Regions from separate parts of the Mus musculus genome. Here region 1 is linked to region 2. A link is a loop called in an ENCODE intact Hi-C map of the cell type or tissue named here. Cell type or tissue: left cerebral cortex. All regions are shown on one strand. Each heading gives the region's core, and the rest is flanking DNA. Links, peaks and the distances in the headings are about the cores only. Region 1 has its middle 22 kb from the start of Gm16158. Region 2 holds the start of Gm29683 (predicted gene, 29683).

Region 1 (14,668 bases), core at 5,064-7,563, 2.0 Mb before region 2:
AAAGCCCTAGTGATACTGGAAACACAACTTAAGGCCAGAATGGGATGTCCCTTGTCATGCAGTACAATAGCCATGACTGCCCAGGGCCTGGCCCTCTGAGATGGCATGGCAGGGGCTGGGGGTTGGGGGGGGGGGGGTCTGGGATGTGGGGACATGGAGTCCATAAGCAACACCATGATGATTCATTTTAAAAATAAAAATAAATACTTAGGGTTTCTTGCTCTTTCTTTTGAGACAATGTTTCTTTTCTTTTTCTTCTTCTCTGCACAGCCCTGGCTGCCCTGGCGCCCATTCACTCTGTCGACCAGGCTGGCCTTGAACTCAGATTTGTCCACCTCTGCCTCCCAAGTGCTGGGATTAAAGCTGTGCTTTTTCTGTTTTTGACCTTTCTAACCCTAATTGGTCTTGTACCAGCCCACCTTCTGCCTCAGTTTCCTGAATTCTACAGGATTCTACAGTTTCTATGTTAGGAAAAAAAAAGATCAAGTTTTGATTCTAAAGGCCTGCCCGCTGCCTTTTGATAGATAACATTGGCCCTGCAGACACTGCAGTCCCAAGCCTCAGGGACTTTGCTGGATGTGTATGGACCAACAGCCCCATGAGGATCCCCTGAGAGCTCGAAGGGTTAATTCCAGACACGGAAGCCTTTACTCGGTAAATGTTCCATCCGCCTCATTCTTGACTGTGCAGGCCACTCTTCATTTACTGTTTCCCCGTCTGTGCACTCAACAACTCCCGGAAAGCATGCCATAAAAAGCTGCCGGTGCGACCAAACACGAAAGCCCGTTCTCCCCTGTCGTTATGTCCCCCAGTGATGCAGTTTAACAACTATCCACACGCCATTTAAGCATCAGATTCTGGGTGTCACCTAGCAATAGCCTAGTCTTCGGGAGAGTTCGTGCAAATTCTATGCAAATACAGCATTTTATATGAGACTGGAGCGTCTCAGATCCTAGCATGGGAGGGTTGTCTTAGGACGGATCCGAATAGGATCCTAAAGGTCTGTTTATTTCTGACCTGCAGAGTTTGCCCTCAGGGGTGTGTAATTGAGACTAGAATCCCTGCCCACCATGCTTCATCTATGTCACAGGCTCTGCCCTATTGAATGGCAGAGAATGCAGTCCAGGTGACTCCACACTCCATCCAGAGTCATCTCCAGACAGGATTGCACTTCTTTCTTCTTGGCATTTGCTTTAAGAGCTGAGGCTCGGTGATGCTGACCATCCATCCCCCCATCTTGCCCCAAACTGGTAGCACCTCCATGTTTGTCCCATTGTCATTTCTGGGCTCACATTCCCTACCACGTGGGCCACAGAAGGTCAGCTGGTGGCCCCGCCTGTGACTGTGTTGGCACCAGCCGATAGTGGCACCACCACCTGCCGCAGTAGTGGTAACCATGAAGTCATATCGTGACTTGCAGGTTTTCTTCTTCCTGTCTGTTCGGTTCCTAGTTCTGTCTGTGATTATGTTTGTCTGCCACTCTTCCTGAGATGCCGTAGCTGTGCGTTTGGACGCCGTGGAACCCCCAGGCACCCACCCCCTAGCTCTGGGACCCAGACCACTTCTAACATATATATCGTCTAAGAAAACTTTGACTCTGCGCGCAGAGGACCTCAGGGACTCTGAACACGGAGTCCAACCCTGGAACAAGGAGAAGCTCAGGTGATATCTTACAAGTCCCATGCTGGAGACTGCCTTTTATATAGAACCTTCTGACCACCCCGCTGAGACACATCTCTGCCTCAGCTAGCGAAGGCTCACATCATGTGGCTTGGAACGTGTCCTGGAGGAGACTCAGAGCAGATAGCAGCATTTAAATCTCATTTCCCTCAAAAACTTGGTTGCCAGCTTAGTTGACCCATCATTCAAAACAAACAAACAAACAAACAAACAAACAAGCAAGCAAGCAAGCAAGCAAGCAAGCAAGCAAGCAAGCAAGCAAGCAAGCAAGCAAGCAAGCAAGCAAGCAAGCAAGCAAGCAAGCAAGCAAGCAAGCAAACTAAAAAACCAAAACAGTAACATAAACCAAGCTGTGCTCGCATGCGCTCCTGGGTTCCGGGAGCAATACCTGCAGTTGCCACACGATGGCAGCATCGTACAAACCAAGGCCACCGGGGCACGCTCTGGGGTTCTCACCCTCATCTTGCAAAGTCCAAGAAGACACTGTTTATGAACCCTCCCACCAGCCACCGGCATGTGTCCTTAATAACACTATGTATTTCCCTTCGCCCCAGGGGAAGAAATAGTGAGTGTCAACGTACCACTCCCTCCCCGCCCTCCGCCTCTTCTCCCCTCCCCTTCTCCCTCCTCCCCGCCCCACTCCCCCCCCCCCCAACCCCCAGCGTCTGTGTTAGTGCAACAGAATGCATCTGTTTTAAAAAGGGGTTAGGCAGGACCAACCCGTATCCCACATTTGAATGATGTGACAAGATTAAATATAGTGGAGACTTCTGAATGGGGCCTCCAGCCGCCTCTTCTTGTCCCCCTCTGTCCTCTTTCCCCTCTTGTCTCCTCCTCCCTCCACGTTCTTCTTCCTCCTTTCTCCCTCCCACCTCCTTTCACTGATAAAAATGTTAAGCATGCAACAGGAGCACAGATTTCACAGTTTTATAATTTTGTTACTAAAGTCATATTAGTAACAAAATTAATTATTTTAAGTAAATAAACTCGGTCACAAATTCTCTCAAAGAGCACGAGGCACCCAATGGGCGGCCTGGAGGCTGCTTGCTTCTCCAAGCCTGCCTTGGGGTGCACATAGCTGTGGGACCCTTCCCGTTCTTCCTGTAGCTCCTGCTCCCCCCCTCCCCCGCACATAGGGCACAGTCCTAACAGCTTCCAGTGGGAAAGGGAGCTGGCAGTCAGAGAAGTTCAGTATCCCTCTGTGATTTGGGGTAGCTTTCTTTTCTCTCTGGATGGTCAGTTTGGACACACATTTGCTTTTAGTTTAGTTTAGTTTTTTTTTTTTTTTTAATTTTATTTTTATGTTACCTGCCATTTTCTTCTCAGCCTCGGCATCCAGGTGCTTGGGGATAGTTTTGCCTCTTTGTAAAAGGACAGCAATGATTCTCTTGCAGGATTCACTGGGAAGCTGGAGGTGTGTGGATGTCTGTCTACTTGCTGAGGATGCCCAGGTTACAATGTATCCAAGATCCTCCCACCCACTGTGCATCTCTTGCCTCTGGGACTCTCGCTCTGAGCTCAGGCTGCTTCTGCCTGGTTGAAGTTCAGTTCTTGTGGGCGTTCTTTCTGCAGGAGTTTCCCTTCATGGACCAGTTGTTAAGCCGAGGACTGGCACAGACTCTTGGACATGGTAGGCATGTTCCCTGCCTCCTTGAGCTTCTGGCTAATGCGGCAGCATCCTCTACAAGAAGCAGTAAGGGGTCTGGCATCCTAGTTTCACCCTAGTGTTGACAGTCAGCATCCTAACATCCATAAGGTCTCAAAGTGTGCTAATGCCAGCGGATCAGCAGAGTAAGCAGTTCGCTACAGATGAGAACAGAAGATGGAGGGAGAATGGTCCTTTGTTGCTCCTCCTCTGGCTGCCCTCAGTCCATTCTAATACTAGAGGCTGGATTGGAAGCAAAGAGTCCAACTGGGGTATTATTCAGCCTGGATTAGGAGATCCATGAAGCTAGGTTAGGGCTTGAAGCAAAGGATCAGTTGAAGCTTGGGTAGATAGGAGAGGCTCCAGGAACACTTAGATTCTGTCAATCTGGTGGCCTTGGTATGCATCCTTTAAGGACATGCCCAGGGGGAGGATGGGCTGGGCCCAACCTGGTGAGTTTCCCAGCCAGAGTTCTTAGTGATGGCTAAGTAGGGCAAGTAGGGGCAGAGCTGGGTATCTCGGGCTGCTCTGGGACTGTGAGTGGGAATGGAGAGCCTCAGGGTGTCCTCTAAAATTCCTCAACAACGGAGTGTGGTGATCTTCCTCTACATGTTCTTGAAGCCCTCTTCGGTTTCAGGAGATGGTTGGCTCCTGTCTTCCCATGTAGACTGGTCACACACACACATCTGAACACTGGCTAAATAGCATGATGATAGGCAAAAAGGCAGGTAGGTGGGGGCTGTGCTCAGTCTAGGGTTGCCTGGTTGCTTGGGACCCCTGTGCTATTTGTCTTCCATGTCCATCATTAACCCAGCAATGATCAGAAGAGAGGAGAGTCAGGATTCAGAGGTGTCTAATTGGCTCAGGCCAAGAGATGCTGGAAGTCGCAGAGGATACCACAAGTCCGGCATAAGATCACATCTCAGCAAGTTTGGGCTAAGGATGCAGTGGCCTCTTGATGGGGGAACACAGACCAGACTGTAAAGAGCAACGGTGAGATCATGTTTGAGGATCACAATCCATAAGGAGCAGATAGCATAGTATGCCATCTAGGCACCAGGATGACTGGTTAGCTCTGACTTGCCCAGCTTTGCGATCCTAGCCTAGATGCTGGGTGCTTCTGAGTAGCGTGTGATGATCAGTGTGTTAAACTCAGTAGTTTAACCGGGACCTTACTTTGAGACAAACCTTTATTTGGGACCAGTGATAGTACGTTTTGATTGGCAGTTTCCTTGGGAGGCTGTTTCACATAATGAGGTTGTTGGCTTTGTAAGAGTCGGGTAAGCCGACTTAAGAAAAAGCAGAGAGGAACACAGCAAGAGAATGTAGCACACTGTAAAGAAGTATGCACTCATTTACCCTCCCTTAAACCCAAGAACACTTTCTGTGGATTAGGCTTCCTCCTCGGATGCTGAAGTCTCCTTAAAATGTCAGGGATCTATTTCCCTCCGAGCAAAGCCTGACCTTTGACATAAGGGATCTTGGGAGGTCAGGTAGCTTTTTGAGGCTTGCCAGCCAAAACGCATGGACAGCTAGCTGCCTGCACCATGCAGCGTGCAGCGCAGAGGACAACGAGCATCACCAGCTTCCCGCATCTGTGTCTTCTTCCAGAAGTTGCCCTGGATGGTTGCCTGTCCTGTCCCCTGCATCTCACCTCATGCGGTTTAGTGTGTGTGTGTGTGTGTGTGTGTGGTGGTGGTGGTGTGAGACATAGATCTAAACATGGCACTCCCAGCACAAAAAGTGGCTCAGGGTATCCGGTTGGCTTGAGACAGGTGGGCAAGCCTGTGAGGGATTTTTTCTTAATTGTATTATTTGAGGTGGGGAGACCCATCCTAAATCTGTATCATTTGAGGCTAGAAGAACCATCTAAATCGGGGCCACACCTTCTGATGGCAGCCAATCTACAAGAACATGACAGAGGGAAGCTTTTGATGTTTTGCCTGCTTGTCCTACTCTGCCTGGTAAGTCCATCTACCCTGCTGCTGAGACACTCCTGGAGACTTTTGCCTTCTGGAACCTTTCCCTACATAAAAGTTAAAAATTACATTTTGCTACTTTGCTGTTATGAAGTTAAATAGTATCTGGGGCAGACTGCAGTTTTTCCTTCACATTTTAAATCCGATCAGGACACTCTCATGAGCCTTAGGTGCTGTGCTTATTAATAAGGCCCTTAATGCATAATCCCACTCAGAGAATTATTTTTCCCCCAGTTTGGCTGTGTGTATCAGAGGGCAGGCTCTCAGAGTATTGACCGCTCCTGACTGCATGAACACACCGGAGCCATCTTTTGGCCCAAGTGCCAGACAGAACTTGGTGCTGAGGACTGTAGTATAAGGAAGGACAGATGGAATGGTGTTGGTTGAACCAGGGCAGAAGCTGTGCTGTGGAGATAGATCTTAGCACAGACCGCCTCTGGTACAAGTGCTGTAAAGATGTCCACCTTGCCAAGGTTCTGGGAATGCAGGTGGTGGCCCTTAAAGGCTTCGCCGGCTACTTGGGTGCTGTGTTTGGATCCTATTGCCTTTGTGACCAAGGTCTGGGCCTGCCATTACCCCATGGTGGTCCTGCCTGCTGTGTGGGATTAGGAAAGACAGGTCCAGTGCTTAGCACTGTTGCCATCCCTTTCTTCTGTCCCTGAGCTTTTCCTAAAGAGTCACAGGCTGAGAACCACAGAACTTTGCCAGTCCAGCCAGAGCAAGATCAGCGCAGACCTTTGCGGAAGAGCTTTGCAACTGTGCTGACAGAAGTAGCAGTAGCCTAGGTAGGGAAGTGGATTCCTAGGCCCTACCCTAGACAGACGGCAGCCCAGAGTTCTGGCTGAGCTCCTGTGTACTCTCTGAGTTTTTACCCAAGGATGCAATCTTCTGGAAGGCCTCCAGCATCAGGCCCATGACCCGCCTGAAAATTGAGGGAACCTGGCTACAGCGGCCCCTTTAGGACCCTTAGCAATAACAAGACAAGTAGGTTTTTGTGATTAGTTTTGTTTTTGCCTTCCATACGGAGGTGGAAGCAGAAGCTGGTAGGTTTAAAACTGTAAAATGTAATTTACTATGCGAGTTGATCTTGACGGTCCAGGAGATGCATGGAGCAAGAATTGCCACTAGATGGCGCTGCTGCACTTCCCTGCGGACTCTGCACATCGATTCTAATAAGGTTTTCCTGGATCCCACCGGAGTCCTAGTTAAAAAAAAAAAAAAAACCAAAACGACGCGCCACTGTGAGTTGAGGCCTATTTCACTAAGATACCCAGGAAATGATATAAAGTCACGAGGCTTTGGCTGGGGGCAACTGTGGGATTGTAGCAGGAAAGCCATGTAGAATGTTACAGATCTCCCTGTCCACAGTACTAGCTTCAGCCGGGTGGAGGAGCAGTTAGAGAAGCGGAGATAGGCTATTTTCTTTTACAGGGAGCTTTCTGATCTGATCGAATGCCTCCTCTTTTTGTGCCAGCTTTGATGAAGTTGATATTGGCCAGGGACCCCCTAGAAGGCCTCTAGAGAAAAAAAGTCCTATTTGGGCTTGGGCATGGGAGTGTGTGGGGGAAGTGGGGTGATAGGGTCAGGCTGGAACTGGGCTTAGATTAGTTTGTGCCAGAGCACAGTGTGGATGCAGAGACTGAGCGTGGGGCTGTAGGGGGCTGCTGGGTGACTCAGTGACAAACCCATGATAGTAATAAGCATAAAGACACCCACCCAAACTACCTCATGGAATCCAGCCTCTCTGCAGCTAGGAGGACGAGAACACAGTGTCCGGTTCACAGATGGGAAACACTGGACGCTCAGGCCTGAACCACAGGGAGGGAGGGAGGGCAGGGCTCAGGCTTCTTCTTTTTTTTTTTTCTCAGACCTCCCTCCCTCCCTCCCTCCCTCCCTCCCTCCCTCCCTCCCTCCCTCCCTCCCTCCCTCCTTTTCCTTTCCTTTCTTTCTTTCTTTCTTTCTTTCTTTCTTTCTTTCTTTCTTTCTTTCTTTCTTTCTTTCCTCTTTCTTTCTTTCTTTCTTTCTTTCTTTCTTTCTTTCTTTCTTTCTTTCTTTCTTTCTTTCTTCCTTCCTTCCTTCCTTCCTTCCTTCCTTCTCTCTCTCTCTCTCTCTCTCTCTCTCTTTCTTTCTTTCTTTCTTTCTTCCTTTCTTCTTTTCTTTCCTATTTTCTTTATTTACATTTCAAATGTTATTCCCTTTCCTAGTTTCCCCTCCGAAAATCCCCTATCCCCCTCCTGCCTCCCCCTGCTCCACAACCCACCCACTCCTGCTTCCTGGCCCTGGCATTCCCCTATACTGGGGCATAGAACCTTCACAGGACCAAGGGCCTCTCCTCCCATTGATGACCGACTAGGCCATCCTTTGCAACAAGAGCTTGCTGACAGGAGCCTGATAAAGCTGTCTCCTGAGAGAGAGGCTCTGCTAGTGCCTGAGAAAATACAGAAGTGGATGCTCACAGCCATCCATTGGATGGAGCACAGGGTCCCCAATGAAGGAGCTAGAGAAAGGACCCAAGGAGCTGAAGGGGTTTGCAGTCCCATAGAAGGGGTAGGGTTTCAAACAGGCCTGATTCTATGTCTTCTCCCTTAAAGCCACTGCCCTCAAGGATCAAGTAGTAGAGGCTGCAGGAAGCCCTGGTGTCCCTGTGGAGGAGGCTTCTCCTGCTGGAGGGCTTGTCGGGATTCATCTCCACTCATTGCCATCTGGGCCACAAAGGAGCCACAAGGCCCCAGGACATGCTGTGCATCTGGAAGCTCCATCTAGGGCCCCATGGGCTCTGCGGGCCCTGTGGGTTCCTGGGAGGCCCGGGGGTGGGGGTGGGGGTGGGGGAAGGATACCAGCTCACAGAAGCAAACACTGAGATTAAAAGAAGGGGTTCAGCCCCTCTACCATGCTCCCACCATCCCCAGCTCCCTGAGAGACCTGGCTGGCCGCCATGTCTTTAGGATAGGCTGATCCTCTGAGGAGAACTTCCCATATTACCAGGAGCCGCAGGGAGGTGGGGAGGGGGCAAAAGAAGACCCCTGTATCAGGCAGTGGCTAATCAGAGGAGAGATGAGGAGGGAGGAGGGAGGGCGGTGAGACACGGGTGCCAGCCACACAGTAGTCTCTTCTCTGTGAGTTTCACCAGTTTGGGCTTTCACTCTTGACATCCACTTGGCTCTTGCTATGCCCTGTCCCGCCCTGACTCAACACTTCCACACTACCACCAACACGATTGTCAGGACCATCCTTGTACTCGGCTCCCCCACTTCCCACCCTGGCTTTACCACATCCCCCAAGTGCAGGACTTGTCTATGTCTCTGGGTCTGCTCCTCATCAGCTCCCACTGTCCTCTCTTGTAGCAGGAACAGAGGGGCCACCTCTATGTAAAATCCGGGGGGCGGGGCGCACAGCCGCAAAAGCATCTCCTGCAGGAGGACCTAATGGAGGACTGCCTGAGAGACCAAGGATTGCGGATGCAGACAATGCCAGCCAATCAGGAACTGCTGTTTAGAAGAGATGCTTTCTTGGGACCAATGGGGACCAATGGGGCACGGGTGGAGGGTATTAAAGGAGCTGGAAGCAGTTTGCTGCTGCACTGTTTCTCACCTGCTTCTGAAGTCTGTATCATGACCTCACCTCCAACCCCCAAGGGCAGGTAGGGTCAGGGCAGTAGACCAGGGCACAGGCAGCACTTCCTTACAGTCCCTTACTGTCCTTTCTTTTCCTTCACAGCTTTGAAGCCTGAGTCCTCATTGTTTTTTCAACATGATATTTTTATTGACTAGTTGGGAATTCCAACACAGTTCACCCCCATCCCACCCCATCCCACTCCTCCCAGGCCCCCTCCCCCCAAAAAGAAGAAAAAAAAACCCACGTCTAATTTGTGTTGCCCATGTTCTCACTGGAGCATGGTCATATTCCCAGTGGTCAGCCCTTAAAGAAAACTGAATGCCCCTGTCTCCCTATAAAATCCCACGGAGCCCGATTTGCAGCACATTTGCTCTTGGGTGTGTGGGATTCACCTGCTGGTCTGTTGAGAAGCTGGATCGAGGCTGATGCCTTGGTCTGCTTTCTTCATCTCTTCTGGTTTACAAGCTCCAGACTGTGCTGGAGCTTCTAGGCCCTAGTGTGGGGTGGAGACATTTGGAATGAGTGATGAACTTCCCCTGGGTTCTAAGCTGGTACCCATATCCTACTTGATCTCAACTTGATGCAAGTTTACCCTCCAGTGGAAAGTTCTCTGCCTCTGTCCAAAGGTTAGATTGGAAATGAACCTAAAGACATTGGAATTCGTTTAAAATTTGCAAGAGTTTCCAAGATGTAGGTGCTACACAGAGCTCCCAACACCCTTCATCCAGATCAGAGGCCCACCTGTCTCTGCCTCTGAAGCGCTGGGATTACAGACCGGGAAGGCACCACACATCTGACTGCAGTCTTTCATAGTCACGTGTCACAGGGCAGGGCTTGTCATGAACACTTTCACCCTCTGTTTTGCTTTAATTTGGTCTATTGATGTATGCCCTGTAGAGCATCCCCTCCCCCCACTGCTCCCTCTCCCCCAAGCTCTCTCTCCCCGACTTCCCTCTCCCCAAAGCACAGGAGAGCTATGACATCTCCTTGCTCCCTTGGTCTGCAAGAACCAACATGAAAACATTCCCTTTTCCTTTGTGACGTTGATTTGTTTGCACATAGGATTCTTCTCCCCCACGCCTCTCCAGAACTAGAATGTTCTTTATTTTAAATTAAACTTTAAAAGGGGGAGTGGCTGGCGAGAAGACTTTGTGGGGTAAGTTTTAGCTTTAGCACTTTCCGGGTCTGGTGTCTTGAGTTCTATCCCATGAATCCACAGTGGAAGGAAAGAACTGACTCCTGAAGGTTGTCCCCTGACCTCTGCATCGTGACTTAGAGCCCTTATGGCCATCACACACATGAACGCATGCGCACACACACAATATGCATATACATACACATGAACATATGTACATGCATACATATGCACACACACACACACACACACACAGAGGTACGTGCATGTATGTATGCACATTCACATACACACCCATATGCACACACACATACTCTACTTTACAATAAAATCAATTCAAAATTAATGTTCTTTTATTTTGAACTTGTCTGGCACGTCTTCACCACCCTACTGGAACCTACTGGAAAAGACCTGACTCCCCTGGGGTGAGGCACGCCTAAGAAGCAAACTTAAAGACAATGACTTCTAACTTTCCCTGCTGCTGTGGGGACTATAGAGGCAGCAACATCAGGAGGTGGCTCTTTTTTCAAAGAGTGCTCTGGAAAATGCTTTTCTCTTCAGCCATGGTGGAAAACCTTAATGAGCCTGCTGGCTTCAGGCACCAGAGAAGCAGGAGGGTTCCCACGCTGCTCAGACCCCGTTTCCTGTCCCCACTGCCAGGGCCACACTATAAAGTCTTCCCCTAAAAGCAGCTGGGCTGCAAACAATATACCCTTTACCTCCTTCATGGCTCAGTTGCATGGCTGTAAACACTACACAGTGTGCTCTGCCAGGGCTGGGCTTCAAGGGAACAGTTGCAAGGTTCCCTTGGGCCACCTCTCTTCAATTGGTCTGCTAAACGCCATTGTCGTCAAAGAAGCCACTACTGGCCAATAACTGGGTGTCACCCGGGAGAGTTTGTGGACAGTAGACTGTGCATGATCTCTGGGATGGATAGAATAGTCACACCTTACTGGTACACTTTCTGTGTGGTCCTTGCTGGTTCCTGGAAAAAACAAAACAAAACAAAACAAAACAAACAAACAAACAAACAAAAAAAAAACCGGCTCATTTGTTTTTGATGCATTGCAGTGCCCAGCAGGAAGGCAGCCCAGCAGTAGATGGAGAACCTACAATTACATTACGGATAGGGTTCAAATCTGGCTCTATCGGGTTAGTTTGGGTCCTTTACCTGGTCCAAGACTTTTCTGTGATCCAGGAGAGGAGGACAGTGTGTGCAACTTCTAAGTCAGTGTGAGCATAGTGTCCCTACCTCCCTGGGCTGCCATCACTGACAGGGGCTGGCATACCAGGAGGCAGAGGGCTGGGTGTGCCTTTGTGGTCTAAGCCTACATGGGTACCATATGAGCTCAGGCCAGCAACCCTGTCCCCTATGGCCAAGGGCACAGGTTTGGCATTTTGAGCACTTGGGGTTTGTTTTAACCAGCTATGGTAGGATAGGCAGATGTAGACACATGACTGTGATTTTTCTATAAATAGCTGTTCTGGACATGAGGGGAGGAGGTGGCCAGGTCATTATCTATGGTGTCTGCAGAAAGAGAAGGCAAGGGGGGGGGGCAAGAAGACTTTGGGGGTCCGTTTGGGTGATAGCCAGGGGTTCTGAGGTGCTGGGCTGTCCCACATCTGACATCTGGTACTAGAGTGATTACTGCAGGTGAATAGTGAGCTGCCCAGGGGGATATGGGTATGGGGTGTACATCGGTTAGTTTACTTTGGGGGCAAGTTGTTGACTCTGTAAGGATTACTTGGTCCCGGAAGGGAAAGGCCTCAATGTCAAAGCACCAATAGTGGTAATACATGGTGGACGTAGTGTAGACACTTCCCATGCCTAGACAGGAGGAGGGCTTAACTACAGAATCTGTTGGCAAGGCTACTCTGGCTCCTTAGGGTTTTCTAGAGTACGTGTCACATGACCAATGTGGCCACAGAGCTGCTGGACTCTTCATCAGCACTCAGCCTTCCAATGTGAGGCCTGTCACCGATTTTCTCTATACCCATCCCTTGCACCATGGTTATCAAGGGTGAACCCTGGGAGATGCTTTGGCTGTGGATGCTGGGGCAGTAAGCTGACTTGGCATGGCATGATGTCTCTCTGGAGTCAGGGGGTTTTTCTCTGAAGGCCACATAGAAGGGGTTTGGAGGAACATTGTGTGAAGTGTTGGGCGAGATGTGTGTGCGTAGTTCAGCTGGCGTAGTGGTCGCTTGGATGGGATCACCCCAGGTCACTTGCCAGCAGGGACAGGAGAGTCATAGACCCTGCAATGTGTGTGTGTGTGTGTGTGTGTGTGTGTGTGTGTGTGTATGTATACACCTAGTGAATGTGCTGTAGTCTACCCATTTTCTTTCTTTTGCCTCCTTCTTTCTTTATTCTTTTTAGATTTATTTATTTATTTTATGCATATGAGTACACTGTAGCTGTACAGATGGTTGTGAGCCATCATGTGGTTGTTGGGAATTGAGCTCAGGACCTCTGCTTGCTCTGGCCCAAAGATTTATTTATTTATTTTCATTTTTTTATTAGATATTTTATTCATTTACATTTCAAATGCTATCCTGAAAGTCCCCTATACCCTCCCCCCGCCCTGCTCCTCAAACCCTCCCCCCAACTCCTACTTCCTGGCCCTGGCATTCCCCTGTACTGGGGCATATAATCTTCGAAAGACCAAGGGCCTCTCCTCCCATTGATGACCAACTAGGCCATCCTCTGCTACATATGCAACTAGAGACACAAGCTGGGGGGGGGGGCGAGTACTGGTTAGTTCATATTGTTGTTCCTCCTATAGGGTTGCAGATCCCTATACCTCCTTGGGTACTTTATCTAGCTCCTTCATTGGGGGTCCCGATTTACTTCTTGTTATATATAAGTACACTGTAGCTGTCTTTAGACACCACAGAAGAGGGTGTCAGATCTCATTACAGATAGTTGTGAGCCACCATGTGGTTGCTGGGATTTGAACTCAGCACCTTCGGAAGAGCAGTCCGTGCTCTTAACCACTGAGCCATCTCTCCAGTTCTCTTTTGCCTCTTTCTTGTCTCCCCTCCTTCACCTGCTATGAGGCAGTTGGTGTGTTTTAGGGTCTGGAGACAGATAGCAAGCTGGCAAAGCCCAAGTAGCTGCCTGTGTGGAGTTCATAATTACTTTTGTTGTCCTCAGCATGTTTATAATTATGGACACTCTTTTATGTCAAGGAACTGCCTTGTACATTGCAACATGCCTCATAGCATCTCTTGTCTTTACCTACTAGATGCTGTAGTGCCCCCCTCTAGCTTGTGTGTGTGCTTGTGTGTGTGTGTGCGCTGTGTACGCACTTGTGCACTTGTGTATCTGCTGGCACATGCACTTGTACAGATACTTGGAGTCCAGAGGAGGACACCAAATGTTCTGATCTTTTGGTCTCTGCTTTATTCCTTTGAAGCATGGTCTCTCACCAATCTGGAGCCAGACTGCCACCTAGCAAGTGCCAGTGATCCTCCTGTCCCCACCCCCAACAGTGCTGTGGTTACAGGTGTGCATGCCCCTGGCTGGCTTTTCACTTGGGTGCTGATATTTGATTGACTTCAGGTCCTCACGCTTACACAATCAACACTGTGGCTTACTGAGCGGTCTCTCTAGACCCCTTTCCTCCAGTCTGGAAAAAAATGTCTCCAGATGCTGCAGGATGTCCCCTGAGCCTAACTGGTGTCCTGCTGAAAGCCATCAGTCAGTGAAGGAGGCCCACAGATGAGCACATGGCCACAGTGCAACTGGCATAGATGGTCCCGGTGTCTACACAGGATCTGCTCAGAGGTCTTAGGCAGAGGGCAGAATGGGTGTTGGCACGTTCCTGTTGTGGGGAAGTAATTGATCAAATGAAACTCCAGCCAGGAGATAATCACCTTCATATCACAGGGATTTATTGTGGATAACCAAACTTGAACGGCACTGTCCTGTAAAACTTAGCAGAGGTATCTGCGAATAAGGAAGGAAGAAAGAAAGGAAGGAAGGAAGAAAGGAAGGAAGGAAGGAAGGAAGGAAGAAAGAAAGAGAGAGAGAAAGAAAGAAAGAAAGAAAGAAAGAAAGAAAGAAAGAAAGAAAGAAAGGAGGAATGGAAAAAACCCCACAGTGGTTCTCTTTCCAATTTTTCTTCAGCTTGGAACAATTGCGAAGCAGAATGAAATGGTCTGGTGGCAATGGCCTGATGTTTATCTCCTTTGTGAGTGGACATGTTTGCTCAGTGTTTCTCTAAGCCCTCAGAAGGGAGGAAGGTCAGCTGAGGTGGTGAAGTGCACACCATCCCTGCACCTGGGAGGCTAGGCAAGAGGGCCAGGAATTCAAGTTCATGTTCAGCAGCATAGCCTGTTTGAGGCTAGCCCAGGCTACATGGGACCTTGTCTCAAAGTGAAAGAAGAGAGTGCAAGTGACTTTTGCCCAGTGCTTGGCTGTTTTTGACACTTGGTGAAGACCCGCTGTGACATCAGGGCACAGTCTCACTTAGGAACCCATCACAGGAGACACTGTCAACACCTCCGCTTGCCCCTCCCCCTGTCCAGCTGAGATCCTTTCTCTTGGCTCAGCTCCAAGGTGCTGATGGGCGGATCGATGAGGCTTTGCTGCTTGGTCTCATCTGGGGATTC
Region 2 (14,668 bases), core at 4,084-6,583:
GCTGTAATTAAGATATTCTTATTTAGACAGACAGCTTCTCTGGTAACTGAATAATATTAGCCCCTTTGATGTCAAACTTTTGACAGTTATCACACCAGCACTGGGCAATTTAGCACAAATGCCCTCCTTTAAAAAGAGAGAGAGAGAGAGAGAGATAGAAACCCCCAGTGTCTTTGAAGAAATCTAATAAGTGCGATCCTTATCACCAGGCGATTTAAATCGCCGACGACAGGCCACCTAGCTATGAATTACATTCGGTTATACATAATAAAGCTGAATTTGGGTTTCAGTTCATTGCTCGGCGGAAGAACCCTAACTGCATCACCTCTCTTCTGAATCCCAAAGTAGTTGCTCAGATGAGGAGAAAGCACCCAAGATTACCAGGCCAGGGCAAGGACGTTGAAGAGATGGGGACTAGTGAGTGCAAAGCCGAGCGCCCTTTCCCCAGTTCCGGGGAGTGGGGCAGGACCAGACACCCACTCTCCGGATGAGATGTCGCTGTTGCTTTCCTAGCCTGGCCGCCAAATTTGGGATTTGCCAGATGGTGGGATTATCTTCGCGTCTGTTATAGTGTGTGTGTGTGTGTGTGTGTGTGTGTGTGTGTGTGTGTGTGAGAGAGAGAGAGAGAGAGAGAGAGAGAGAGAGAGAGAGAGAGAGAGAGAAGAGAAGAGGAGAGATCGCGGGTGGAGGGTAGAGAATAACGTCAAGACAGAAATCTAGAGACTGAGCTGGCTCCTTGAAAATGCTCACTCGGTTACCCTTTACCCGCTTTGGGCCCTGCCACCTCCTGGACCCTCACTCGAGCCTTTGGCATCTCGGATTGGCCTCCCCCTCGGGCACAAACAACACCAGCGCCATCCGGGCCCCTCGGCGTCGGCTCCCTGCCTAAGTCTCAGGACCTGAAGCTTAGTGCCCAGATGCAAAGAGCAAGGAGTTGGGGGTGGGGGTGGGGTAGGAACAAGCCTCGTGGAGGAAGAGTGGGTGGGTAGGAGAGTTGTTAAGGGAAAGGAGCAAAGAGGGCGGAGTGGGAGGGGTGGAACGGGAATACTGACACCTGGAAGGCATTGTCTTTGCTAGAGACACCTGTCAATCTCTGCTCAGGGGTCTTGAGGCCAGGGGCGGGGAGGCCGCCGTTCTCCTTGGTGATGTCATCTAGGAGTCTCGTCCCTAAGGAGGGTGGGAATGGCTCCGAGGGCGCAGAGCCCAGAGGGCTTAGAGAAGCGTGGGGGAGGAAAAGAGAAAATAAACAGAAGTAGCTCTCTCGGCTGGCAATTTACATGGAAATCAATAATCCAACTTTAATGTTATTTTTAATCTTCCCTGACCGTCTTGCCTTTTCACTAGGGGAGAGGGGATGAGGTTACAACAGCCCATCCCTCTACCCACACAATCGCTGGGGAAGTCTTGTTATCTCAAATCCCGGTGCAACCAACCCTTCCCCCAGATCCACACCCCGCCCCCCTTTTCTGCGGGTCGTTCCAAACGCTGCCTTCAGGCTTGAGAAGGAAACACTTTGGGACGAGTTTTGAAAGTCTTCCGATACTGCACCGGGTGAAGGGGGAGTTAATTAACGCCAGGCATGCTCAGCGAGTGGGAGAGGGGGCCTCGGCGTGGGTGGGCGGGCCAGGTCGACTGCAGAGGTGCGCGCAGTGCGGGAGGCGCGGGATCTGGAGGCCCGAACTTGCGGGCCTTTGCTGGCAGGAGGTGATCGGAGGTGGCTCGGGCAGGGAGCGCGGAGATGCCCCCAAGGAGTCCCCCCGTTAATCCTGGGGAATTCTGATCTCCCACCTACTGGGCCCCCACTCCCAACCCACCGTGTGCTACAGAACTCTCATTCTTTTCGGCCGGAGCTAATTAGCAGCCTGCCAGCGGCCTGATTTATGGAAACGCTCGGGCGGGCGGAGACGCACCGCTAGCGGAGCTCTGGCTGCCTCCGGGCGGAGCGAAGGAGGAGTCTCCACCGACCTCCTCCGACGAATTTCCCTCCTCCCTGCCAGGGGGAAAAAAAGAAGAAGAAGAAGTTGCTGTTTCATCGCTTCGACCTGGCTGGTCCAGGAGCCTACCCCCTCGCCCTAACCACCTTAACCTAGGACGCGGGGATGTTTAGGTTCCTGTGGGCAAGGCAGGGACTGTGGCCCAGTAGCAGCATCCCGCAAGTGTTGAGGCCACCAGGTTCCAGCTCCGGCTAGAATCGGAGCCTTCCAGCCCTGGGATCTCAGCTCAAGGTCCCCAGTGAAGGGACGTCGGATCTAAAGGCTCTTAGGGAGCCGCAGTAGGACCAAATCAGATCTCTAGGCAGGAAGGAGAGATGGGCGACTGCAAAGGGACAGACTCAGATGTCTTTGTCTGGATCCTAGAGGCCGCCGCCGGCCGTGTTCCTTTCCACTTTCTAGTTATTTTCTTTTTGGTGTTCTCCAGTGAGGTCCTCTCTTCGGTTCAAGCGAGTGTCCAGCGAAAGGCCATTCATTATTAGAAGCATTTAGCCAGGCGTTTATCCAAAGAAACAGTGCAAACCTGATGTTTGCCTTCCTGGGTTGTTGTGGGTGACCCAGGAGGAAGGGGGAAGTAGATCCCCCCCTTTACCCCGCGGACCCCAGTAGCGAGGGTGGAAGGAGGGGCCGGTGAAGGACAGAGGAATCTCAGCATGGACCTGTTGCTGGCGCTTAAGCAGCCCTTCTGCTCCTCAGAAAAGCACTGTTTGCCAGTGTTTCTCCAAGATGCACCAGAGGGACGCGACCGTGAGAGCATCTGTGCCTGCTAGAAGCATTTGGAAGGGACAAAACAGGCAGACCCAGAGGCCAGAGGCTTAGGCAGCCTCTCTGGCTCAGGGTTGAACTGGAAACTGGGCAGCGCAGGTGTGAAAAGTGGTAGGGGCAGAAGTCTCTGGCAAGATTGCCCGGTTCCTTAAGCTCGTTTCTCTCTCAAACCCTATCCCAGCACTCCAGGCCTTTCTGTGACTGAAAAGGAAGTGGTTGAGAACTGATTGTCTCTACAAGCTCAGTGTAAACTTTAAAATACCACCCCGTTCTGCCCTTTTCAGAAGTCGTTTTTTGATCTTCTGGCTGGTACAAGAGCAGCGCCAGCAACCTTCACCTCAAACCTGCAGACACCTGTCATTTCCTACCTATAGGGCTCGGATCCTCTCTCCTTGTGGAGACCAGTCTGTGTCATAGAGAGCATGAAGCTTCCTCTTGGGCCGAGAAAATTGAGAGAGAGAGAGAGAGAGAGAGAGAGAGAGAGAGAGAACGGGGGTGGGGGAGTATTTTCAAAAGGTAACATTCATGGAGTCTTCCAAACCCCTGACAGACTGTGAAACAGAGCCTGCTCTCCCTCTATAATGTGACATTCAGAACTTTGAGTGACTATAGCCTCCCCGAATTCCTAAGGCCTGTCATCTGCCTGGCCTGGACACACTACCTTAAGCCAAATCTATCACTAGTATGGGAATTCAAGTGGAAACCAGCAGGCTCACCAGCATGTCCCCCTTTGGCTCTTTGTGGGCCTTGATCCTCCCCTCGTTCCTTGCCATTCCCCAGACCAAAGCTTCACCGCTGCTTCACGTTGCTGACAGGCCAACTGCAGCCCAGTGAATGCAGCCCGTTAGGTGGCCAAATAACACCCCCCCCCCGTTTGTCTTTCTCAACGCTGATTTATAGCAATCGACAGGGTAAAGGCTCCTCTGACATCATTATTTTTAAAAGATGTCTATTTCTCATCCGTCACCTTTCATCACTTAGCACAAATAAATACTTAAATGAATTGGAAGAGACTTTCAGATCATGTTTATAATTCTTGGTTGTCCGTTAACATTCCTAATGACCTGGTCCTCTGAGTTTCTCTAGAGTCCTAAGTTGGGTTCAAAATCCTGCTGTTTCTGCTTTAAAACTTCGACGAAAGTGGGTGAAGTGGGGGCTAAAAGAGACACACAGTTAAGCTGCAAGTTTGCAACACTGTGAGGAGGAAAAAAGTTTCCTGGCAGCCTGAAGGTACAGGCCACTGGGGAAGGAGAACATCGCATGGTTCAGGGGACCCACTAGACCCGGAAGCTGAAAAGAGGCCCTCAGAGCATGGGCACAAATTTTGCACGACTGTTGGTCCTCGGAGCCACACTGCAAAACCACAGTGACATCTCCATTATACAGGAGTGCTGCGCAGAGGGACTACCGCCACTATTACTTCTATCATCATTTCCAAAGAGGTCTAAGGGGCATTTCCTCTCCTGCGTCTTTATTAGCCTTTATGAGCCTGAGACTCGGGAAATGTAGAAGCGAGGTGAAAACGAAATCGCATGGATTGAAATCCATGCAATAAATCAAAATTGTTTCTTCACTTTTTTGCTGCCATTTATTTGGTCTCTCTCTCTCTCTCTCTCTCTCTCTCTCTCTCTCTCTCTCTCTCTCTCCCTCCCTCCCTCCCTCCCTCCCTCCCTCCCTCCCTCGTCACCAATGGGTTGCAAAAACTAACGAAATAAGGGAATGAAAGAAAATGTACAGAAAAGAAAACAGAAGAGAAGAAATGGCAGTAAAGAAAAAAAGAGAAAAAAGATCCAGTTTGGAAAACAAAATGAAAGCCATGGGATGCACGAATACACCCCCCCCCCACACACACACACACCCTTCTTCTTATTCCTCATCCTCCTCTTATTTCTTGTTTCTTCTTTTTTGGATGGGGTGGGGTGGGGGTGAGAGGGTGGGAGACTAAGTCGATAGAGCCCAGTGGATGGGGAGAAACCTCCTCCGTGAATTTTAACCAGCCCACCGCAGATAGGGAAATAGGGAGGATGGCTCCGGCCGAGCTCTCTCTACAGCATTCTAGAACCGCTCCGGACCCATCAAGAGTTGGAACTTTAGAGATTCCAGGAAGATTCAACACAGAGCCTGCCCGGGCCTTGGCTGGTCTGCCCTCCCTGCAGCCACCCTCTCCCCTCCCCCCCCCTTCACCCCCAGAAGCGGCTTCGGGTCTTCTCTTACTCATGTAGGCCACTAGGCCTGAGAGAGTCTGAGTACCCCTGGACTCTGCACAGAACGTTTAGGAACTCTGCGTTTACATCGCTCCTGGACTTTACTGCCTTCCAGAGCAAACTCTACGAAGCTGGTGCTCAGCTGCGGAAACCCGGGCGCAGTGCAGTGCCCTGGAGCGCCACCTCGCTTCGGAAACTGGAATAACGCGACCAAGCCTCCAAATCTCCTGCAGCCTAACTCGTTCTTTTTCCTTATTAAAATCTCCAAAGAAGCCGAAACACACAGGCCTCTTTCCCCACTGGTGCAAAAGAACACCATCATCTGTGACCCACAATTCTCAAAGGAGATGCGCAAAGGAAAAAAAAACACAGAAGCATACGTTCACAGCTCAACGGTCGTCACCTAAGCTGCATTCAGAGAAAAGATAAAATGAATGAGACACATAGTCAGGAGGCCACCAGTTCAGGCTGCGGTGTGTTTAAGTCATTCTGCCGTGGCCCATGCCTTCCATGAAGCGGGGCCTATGAAGCTATAACCTCCCAGTTATGATTTCCACAGAAATCCATTCCTTCTGACCGCTGGGGTTTCACCGAGGCTTTGCCAGGACTGTGGCTGGCCTATTGGAGCCTGGTTCCTCTCCATTTTCAGACATAATCAGAAAACGCAATCCTCAGCACGTCTGCCTTTCGACCAATGAAAGTAACAATGGCCAGGAATTATGAATTACACATTCTTTTCCTCCAATGTGCAACTGACTATTTGCCCTTGTTTCAACCAGTTGGTCAGTTAAGGTGTTTATCTTCCTTTAAATATATCCACTGGACTAGACTATAAAATACACAGAAAATTAACTCACTGCTATGCTATGGTGAATCTTTGTTTCATTTTCTTTTCACCCCAAAGCCAAGTGTAATAAGAAACAACACCCTTTCCATGCTGAAAATAAATTTTGAATGTAGAGTGCCTTGCTTTTGGGCCAGCGAAGAACTGTGTGGTTTATCTGTTTTGAAAGCGACATGGAACTTCCATCTAATGTAGTTTTTACTTATGTGTTTGACCTCTCTCTAAGTGTCTCTCTCTCTCTCTCTAAGTCTCTCTTTCTCTAAGTCTCTCTCTAACTCTCTCTCTCTCTCTCTCTCTCTCTCTCTCTCTCTCTCTCTCTCTCTCTCTTGTGTGTGTTTAGGGTGTTCAACTAGATTCCATGGGTAAAATGATGGCCAGCCTGAGAACTGTGGGTGAAGGGAGAGATGGTGGTGGTATCTAAGCCCCCTTTATTTTCTACCTGAGCAAGCCAAAGTTAGCCTCTTAGGAAAAATTCTGTGCTCCTTGGGGTTGGTAGGGTAGTCTCTGGGCAGCCTGGGCAAGAGGCGGTGTGAGTTCTCTGCCTCTCTACAACCTGTGCTCCATGCACGGCAGATTAGAAGGCTCTCAGTGCTCCCGCTCAGAAATTATAGGGCTGCACCAGGAAAATAGCCAGTTTAGTTTTCTGGCTGGCTTGTCCCTTTTCTACTAAGTTAAAACAGGTTCCTGAGAGATCATACTAGAGAGAGATATCTCACATTCCTAGCAGGATTTAAGGGGCATCTTTCCAGGGGGCAGCTGTAGAGGCATGACCAGGTTCTTGGGAGTTCCTAGGCTTTGAGGTGAGAATGCTAACTTGTGGAGAAGATGGTTGCTGATAGATCTAGGAGCTAAGAGGCAATTCCTGAGAGGGCCCTAGCATCCACTGAGCAGTGGCAATAAGGTGCAGAGACAAAAACAGACGGAAGAAAGTTCACAAGAACCTCAAGCCCCAAAGCTTCAATTTGAAGGAGGTTCTGAGTCCTAAATTGGAAACTTTTACTCTTCTCTCTTTCCCTCTTTCCGGTCCTCTCCATTTCTTTCTCTTCCACACGGCTCGTCTCAATTCATATTTTCTGAGAGCAGCCACCCCCACTCCCACCCCACCCCCACATACAGGCATACGCACACAAAATAAAGCCCGAGGATTAAAAAATGATCTTCTTGCTATTACACTTCCTACCGCAAGATGCGGTGCAAGAGTTAGTGTAACAGCTACTGAACACAATGCTTCCCCCACGCAAGCCATGCATGCAGAGGGTGTTGCTAATGACTCCTGAATTAGTGTGAGCCTGCGCGCCTGGAAGACGGAGGAGAGAAGAGAAGGAGAGAAGAGAAGAGACAGAACTACCGAGGAGAGGGACACTGTTCCTTAGAGAACTGGTGTGGGGGCCAATCACTATTTAATCAAGTCTAATAATCTCATCAGTATATCAGATTTCAAGCTTCTCTCTCCTTGAAAGTGTGATCTAGAGAGAGTCGAGTATCCTTTTAACCACCACTTTTTGGGGGCATATTAATAACAATTATGTTTACAGTTATATGAAAAAACTCTCCTTTGGGAGGGATCAAACATTAGAAATCGTTTAGTACTAGATTCAAGGCTACTCCAGGACTCAGGCCTGTTGAAGGCTGTGGGGGCCTGTGGTCATCAGCTACCCAAGTGCCTATATGCAAGGCAGTGAGGCCAAAGAAACTCAAGGCTCGATGCTCTATTAGGGCACACAAATGGACAAACGCCTGTGAAGTAGTTGGGGGGACCCAGGATGACCCATTCAGGATCTGGAGCAGCCGGCAGGTGCACTAGCCAGCGGTCCCTGCCCGGCCTGCGATAGATTTGCCGAATTGTCCCTTCGGGCTCGGAACTCCCCTGTGCCCTCCCTTGGGATCAGCTACTTAGGGGTGCATGAGGTTTCGAGATTCCTACCGTGGCCCAGGCTGGTCCCACCGCCCTGCAGTCTGCTTCTGCACCCCGGGGCACACGAAGAGGGCATTCCCTCGGGGCTGCGGCCCTTTGAACCAGGGAGCCCTTAGCTCCTTCTCAGACGCGCGGAGCTCGCTGGAGGCCAGGCAGCGGAGCGGAGTGTGGGTGGCGGGTGGGGTTGAAGGGGAGTGGGGGAGGCGGGAGGGACAGAGGGGCGGAGGCGGGAGCGGGGCGTTAAGCCTGGAAGCTTGGCTGTTTACCCAAATGATTTTCTTTTCAGGCCGGAGACGCCAATGAGACAAGATCAAACTGCCCTCCAAGCAGTGCGTGTGGGGTGTGAGTGAGGGTGTGTGTGTGTGTGTGTGTGTGTGTCCCCTTTGCAAGTGAGGCTTTGTAAATGGGGGCTCCAGAACTCTGGCTGGGAGGAAGGAGACGCGCGACCCGGCCACCAGCGCCTCCTCCCGGGTGCTGGGAAAAGCTTGGTGTGTAGCGTGCCTTAGTGCATGGAAGGACGGCCCAGGCATTAGTGCACTAGTCTAAAAACAAACTACAGAGGCGAACTGCAGAGAGCTAAGGCCCGCACCCTTAAAGATCAAGACGGGAGATTCAAGGTCATGCGAAGGTTGGACAGAGTACAAACCCCATTGTCCTTCCAACCTGCTGATTTTTGACCCATCTAACGCCTTCATCTAACTCCTTGGGCCACTGGTTTCTCCCTGATTCCCTGGCTCCAGATCTATTGCCTAAAAATTGGGGCAAAGTTTTGGCGATTAAGGTACAATGCAGACTGTGAAGTGGACTGTTAGGACGGTGCCTGGGTCTTCCCACCACAAAATGGTTAAGAACCAGTAGGGCAAAAGTTGTCTATCTTAACAAAATGTCTGATCTTTAAAGGAACCTAGACCCCGAAATTATCCATTAGCTGGGCAGAAAGAAAGAAAGGATGAAAGAGGGAAGAGGAGTGAATGAATCTGGTTAAGTTTGAGTTACAGCTGACCCAAGGAGCCACGGGGGGCTAAAAGGTCTTTTGAAATAATAATGACATGATATGTGTGCCAATAAAAAGGTCGAAGTACAATTAAAATATGGCAACATGGCCATTGTACCTGTATTTTCTACTTTTCATAGTGCATTCTCTAGAAGGGGCCACACTGAAAGCTTACCAAGGAATCTGGAAGAAAATGACTTCATTTCAATGTGGTTAAGGTCTCCGTCTCTATTATTCATAGAAGAACGACCTCATCCTTCTCCCTCATGTACTTTGCCACTGGCCTTTGGATGATTGGATGATTGGGGCTAGACTGGAAGCCAGCTTCTTCTTCTTCTCCTCCTCCTCCTCCTCCTCCTCTTCTTCTTCTTCTTCTTCTTCTTCTTCTCCTCCATCATCAAGAGTAGCATCTCTCTCTCTCTCTCTCTCTCTCTCTCTCTCTCTCTCTCTCTCTCTCTCTCCATTCTCAGGAAGCTCTTATTTAACTAAAACCCTCCTTTCTTGATGCTGACCCAAGATGAGGGGCACATTGGGGACCTGCTGAGACTTGTTCATGCTGCTGTGGACTCCACTGTGGCAGCCCAGGTCTGCACCAACACACACACACACACACACACACACACACACACACACACACACTCACAGAGAGAGAGAGAGAGAGAGAGAGAGAGAGAGAGAGAGAGAGAGAGAGAGACTAAAGAGAGTCCACCTTCCTCCCTTTCATCCAGAGTGTCTCAAATGGAGATTGTGAATCTAGGACTGAAGGACTAGGGGCAGCCAATATCCAGTCACCCCAAGACAAAATAAAGATTGGTCTGAGGACCTGCCTACATGGTGGCTGGACTGAAGTGTGTGTGTGTGTGTGTGTGTGTGTGTGTGTGTTGGAGGAGGAGGTTGCTTATAAAGGAAAATGGATGCCTCATTTTGGCATGAAAACCAGCTACATTTATTGAGACTCCACTCTCAATGTGTCCATCGCTGACCTTTATCTGAGGTAGTTTCTAGACCTGAAAACAAATGGTTCTAGCCAAAAAAGGGAAGGCCTTGAAGCAAGGCAGCCAGGCTGGGGAAGCAGGCATCCAGATAAATGAGGTTGCATTGGTTAGGCCCAGATCATGGTTTCTATGCTGTTCAGGGCAGCAGAGTGCTGTGGGTCATCTAGGAGGTTCCAAACCCAAGGCATGCCCATCTGGAATCCCAATTCCTTCCTGAAAACTGTGGCTCCTGTGGCTCCCAGCCTCTGGCCTGGGGAGACAGAAGGCAGTGCTGGATTCACATTTTTTCTTCTTCTTGCTGGAATCCTGAGAGGAAAGTATGGTGTGGGCCTGCAATGTCCAGGTGTGGGCAAGTGCCAATTGCTAGTCACCCAGGGGCCAGTCCACATCCTGGGCTTCCAACTGCCCAGGTGTCTGCTACTACCTCCGCTCCAAGCTAGATGAGTGCCAGAGGGTGTTTGCCTGACTCCAGTGCATGACCAGTCAGAGAGGGGTCTCCAGTGCCAGCCTCTGGGTGCTCACTCGAGCAAGGGTCCAGGGAAAAGGGACTAGGACAAGACATAAAGCCCTGCCCTAGTTGCCCCTTGCAACACAGAGGTCTTTCCAGGCCCCGCCCCACTGGGCTTCTCCGGCTTCCATCCACAAGGAGAGTCGCCCCCATTCTCCTAAAACTGAGGGCCAGAGACGAGATGATAACCCGGTGCCAGTATCATGCCCCCTGAGTGTGGAAAACACCAGGCTCTGCGCTGTCTGGAGACAAAAGACCTGAACTGGCTGGCTCCAGCAGGCCCAGACACTGTGTCTTTCACAGCACCCGCCTCCACCTTTGCAGAGGCAGCAAGAGCAGGTGGAGGCAGGGGCGCTAAGGAGCAGAGAACTTTTATTGATTCCCTAAATTGAACACCTCCGAGTCCGCAGGCAGAGGCAGGGCCAGGCATCTGTTCAAAAAAAATAAAATCTGCCCCCGGACCCCATCCATCCATCCTCCTATAAAGGCTGTTCGTTGCTGGTTTTTTCCTCCTACGTGTCTCACAGAAAATCACCTGGCAGCTAGGAAATGCTCTCCCCTGGTATCGACCTGCAGGCGTTACTTCTTCCCTAAAAACAGCTCTTGTCTTCCGTCTCTACTAGCCCCCAGGGAGAATTCACTGGCTTTAGCATTAAGGAGTGGGGGAAAAATCTTTACATCCTCTCTAGGTGTAAGATGCTGTAAGAATTCAGGAGGGCTGCTGGCACTCCATGCCTCTCTCTCCCTGCTGCACCTGGAAAGCCAGCTCTGAGGAGAAGAAATAGTCTTTTCCCCACAGTCTGTCATTCTGCTACCACAAATAACCCAATGTGAGAAGTACCCCAGGCTTGAGAATATTGATAGATGATAGTAGCGATATTCACAATCGATCCTTTAATAGGCAGACGTCATAAATCATGTTCAATGCCCTGACAGAATGGTACTTCACTTAATAATATAATTAAGATTAAAACTCCAGAGCTACTGAGGTAGCAGCTATTGATAGCTTTAAAAAAATGCATTCTAGATACCATTGTGGGATACAATAGGACTTTGGGAAAATACAACCTCTTTCCCAAAAGATAGAGTCTTACCAGTGTTCCATCTCTGAGTTCCTTGGGCCTTGGTTACCAACCCCACCCCCAACACATCTTTCCCTCAGTCATACAGACTAAGGATAGACCTTATAACCTTGAATGTGGAGTTTAAAAAATTCTCAAGAGACTTAAGAAAAATGGTTCATTGTTATTTTCAATACACTTAAATCCCTTAATAAAGTATTGTTTTTCAAATTACAAATGGAGGACAGCACATACAGATGTATCAGGCAGTTTCTGAACCCTAGCCTGGGCCCTCTCCAGTAGACTGCCAAAGCCATGGGCCTCAGGATAGGTAGCAAGGTCCTGAAAACTATCATGAAGTGGTAGGTTCCTATCCCAGGGTGGGCATCTGCCATCTGTGTCATAGGTAGAGTTGATTGGAAGTGCAGCTTACAATAATTCTAAAGAGGGAAATATTAATCAAATCAATCAGAGCTGACAAATGAGAAATATCTTATAGTTAGTAGCAATTTACAACTTTGTTATTAGTTAAGAATCACCTGCCTTGTAAGAGTAATTACAAGAGAGGAGTCATTTGGAAATCCCCCCTGTTACTCTTCTAATTTCCCTCTGTCTCTTAAGGAAGGAAAGAGAAAGGAAGCAAATGAGTAATCAGCAGAAACAGGTTAAAAAAAAAAACACAAAAACACTCTATTTGTGGGGAGAACAAAACCAGAAAATATGAAAAAGGGGGTAGGGAAAGGAGATTAACCTCATGGGAAGCTATCAGGAAATAGAGAAAATAGAAAGGAAGGGTTAATAAATCGAAAAATAAATTCTGTAACCATATACCATGAGCTGACTAAAGGTGGAGTTTCAAATGGCCCAGAAAATGCCATCAAAATGAACAGTGCCACAGCAAGCAGTTTAACCCCACAGCCTAACTCAGCCCTGAAATCCAGGCAGAGATCAGTGTATTGTCTGTCTTGCTGTCCTTAACAATGTGTTTCTTTAAGGCCCAGGAGCAGACGTGGGCAGGCTCTTTCCCAAATTCCATCCCTGGAGACCCAACAGGCTTTCATGTGTCTAGTATCAGCTCTCTTTTAGGTCCTAGACCATACTTCCCCATCCCTCTCCCCCCCCACACACACACACTTTACATTGATTACTGAATGGTTTCAAGCCTCCACCAAAATCACATTCCAAAATGATTTGTTGAGAAACTATAACCTTCTTCGGCATTGTTGTATGGGAAACCATTTTAATCAACAAAGACTCCTGTTTAAAACAAAACAAAAACAAAACAACCAAACAAAAAAACCAAACAAACAAAAACTCAAGAAATAGCCAGATTTCTCCACACAGGAGAGGGAACTACTACTTTGTACTGTTTATTGTTTTTGTAAATGGGAGATTTTTTTTTCTCTTTTTCTTTTTCTCTTTGTTTTTGTTTTTGTTTTGTTTTGTTTTTGATGAAAGAAAAGAAAAATAGTCTTAACTTTGGAAAACTTTATCTGGTCATTACTATAAGCCTCGGTCCTGCCTCACTAAGTCCAGGCTGGATCAACAATAGGTAGTTAGGAATTGAGATTTATTGGTCTCTAAATGAAAAGATTCATTTGATATAAGAGGTTAACTCTGGGTTCCTTCACTGTGACTGGCTTCCGAAAATGCCTTAGTGGAGCCAGCATCAAAGCAGTTCAGAGAAGCCTTCAAACGATCAAACGACACAAGGAAGAGACACAGGGAAGAGGCGCCGTAAACAGGCTCATTCACTTACACCACACGCACCTCTTCCTTCGTCATCTTTACTGTGGCTACGAATCTCCAGCTTCTCCCCAGGGAGCAAGGACCATCTCCACCCCACCACTTTGCCATTTTGTATGTTTGGCTTCTCCTAGCAATTATTGAAAGAAGGGAGGGAGGAGGGAGGGAAAGTAGAAAAGGGGAGAAGGACCTAGCTCAGATCAACCAGAATATGTTTGTAAATAATGTGTATGGTGAAGAAAGATGGACAGTGGAAGGTGGCTCCTGGATAAAAATAGGCAAATTGGTTGGAAACTGATGAAATGGGTTTTCAGGAAATGGAGTTGGTGGTGGGGAGGAAGGGAGAGGGGGAGGAGGGAGGGAGAGAGAGAATATGAATATGAATATACCAGTAATGCTAAGCTTAGAGAAAACAGCAAACAGCCCGAATCCGAGCAGACTATGGAGATGCTAATGAGAGGAAATTAACCTTCGGGTTGGGTCCCTGACATGGGCTCTCCACTGAAAGTCTGACCCAGGGGCTGCCAGCAGCTTCTCTCTGCACCAGGGAAATGAGATAATCACTCTGAAACCCACCAGCCTTGGTACAAAGTAGCTCTGAGTTACTGATACAGACAGCAGAGAGCAACTAGCAGCTCTTTGCAATGAAAAGAAAAACAAGTACACAGCTACCAGTCCTGCAGTCCAGAGCAGAGCGGAGAGCAAACCAAACCTGTCTGTGTTCTAGCTCAGTGCCTTTTCCTGGATGGTGGGATGCACAAAGCCAAGGAAATTCCGAGTCACTTTATCCTTTCGGCTCTAGTCAGTCACCAAAGGATTCAGAGAACAGGCCCTCAGTGAAACCACGTAAGGAACAAAATGGATTTTTATGTCTAGGAGCACTACCACTGGGTCAGAGAATTTCTGCCTGGCCAGAGGAACTTAGTGGGTCCAGGTGGTGTTGGTAAAGAAGAGAGACAGCCGATGAAGAGAGAGGACAAAAACAAACAAACTGGAATACAACAGGAAATTCTTAAAAGTGGTTCTCTGTTTTACACACACACACACACACACACACGAGGGGGGATGGATTTTATTAAACAAATAAGCTAACAACCGAACATTTCTACTTCCATCACAGGCTAAGAGGCATTGGAATCTTGGACCTCGGACTGTCTTTACTACCTTGTTCATTCTCTCCCTCTCCCCTCCCTTTCTTCTCTGCGTTGTCACAAAACCCCAGAAGTTCCTGATGGGGAGGCAGTGACTCCTTATTGGAGGCGAGGAGGTCGTGTTTCCAAGTAGAGACATCAGCAAACCGCAATCTTAGTGACACTGACAGCGCAAAATTATGTTTAATGTTGGAAGGGGGAAAGGGGAAATATAAAATTAGCGCAGAGAAAATGTTTCCCAGACCTTCTAGCAATTAGGGCAGAAGTTTTTTTCATGGTCATATCAGTGGGGAGCCTACTGGAGCAGGGAGCCGTGACCTGCCAGGCTTGTGCCCTAGGTCTAAGCAAACGACCCACCTGTCACGGAGTCTTCACTTCCTGGGAAGAAAAGTGACACTTCTGAAGGCTATTAGGGGCACTCCACTCTGCCCAGACACTTCACCGGGTTCTGAACCTTTTTGGAAAGAAAGGGATATTCTAAACACCCCATGCTG

What was found. Hi-C counts contacts between places; a loop is a spot of excess contacts. Peaks named below come from ENCODE experiments on the same cell type or tissue, not always from the same donor. Only the 100,000 strongest peaks of a DNase experiment are listed, where the experiment ranks them.
Region 1: a loop joins it to region 2, with 4 times the contacts of the local background. A loop is called at or near these places in 3 of 42 quality-filtered maps.

Annotation. Positions count from the first base shown.
Region 1 is chr7:68,367,767-68,382,434 of GRCm38, forward strand. No RefSeq gene overlaps it. Among named protein-coding and RNA genes, the nearest start is that of Gm16158, 22 kb to the left of the region's middle. In left cerebral cortex, for the core only: CTCF peaks have their summits at 6,433 (motif pointing right) and 6,634; DNase peaks (open chromatin) are centred at 6,452 and 6,668; H3K4me3 peaks cover 266 bases.
Region 2 is chr7:70,329,975-70,344,642 of GRCm38, forward strand. Gm29683 (predicted gene, 29683) reads right to left here and starts at 7,848. Exons shown (of 4, transcript NR_131145.1): 1 at 7,729-7,848. In left cerebral cortex, for the core only: a CTCF peak has its summit at 5,153; a DNase peak (open chromatin) is centred at 5,141.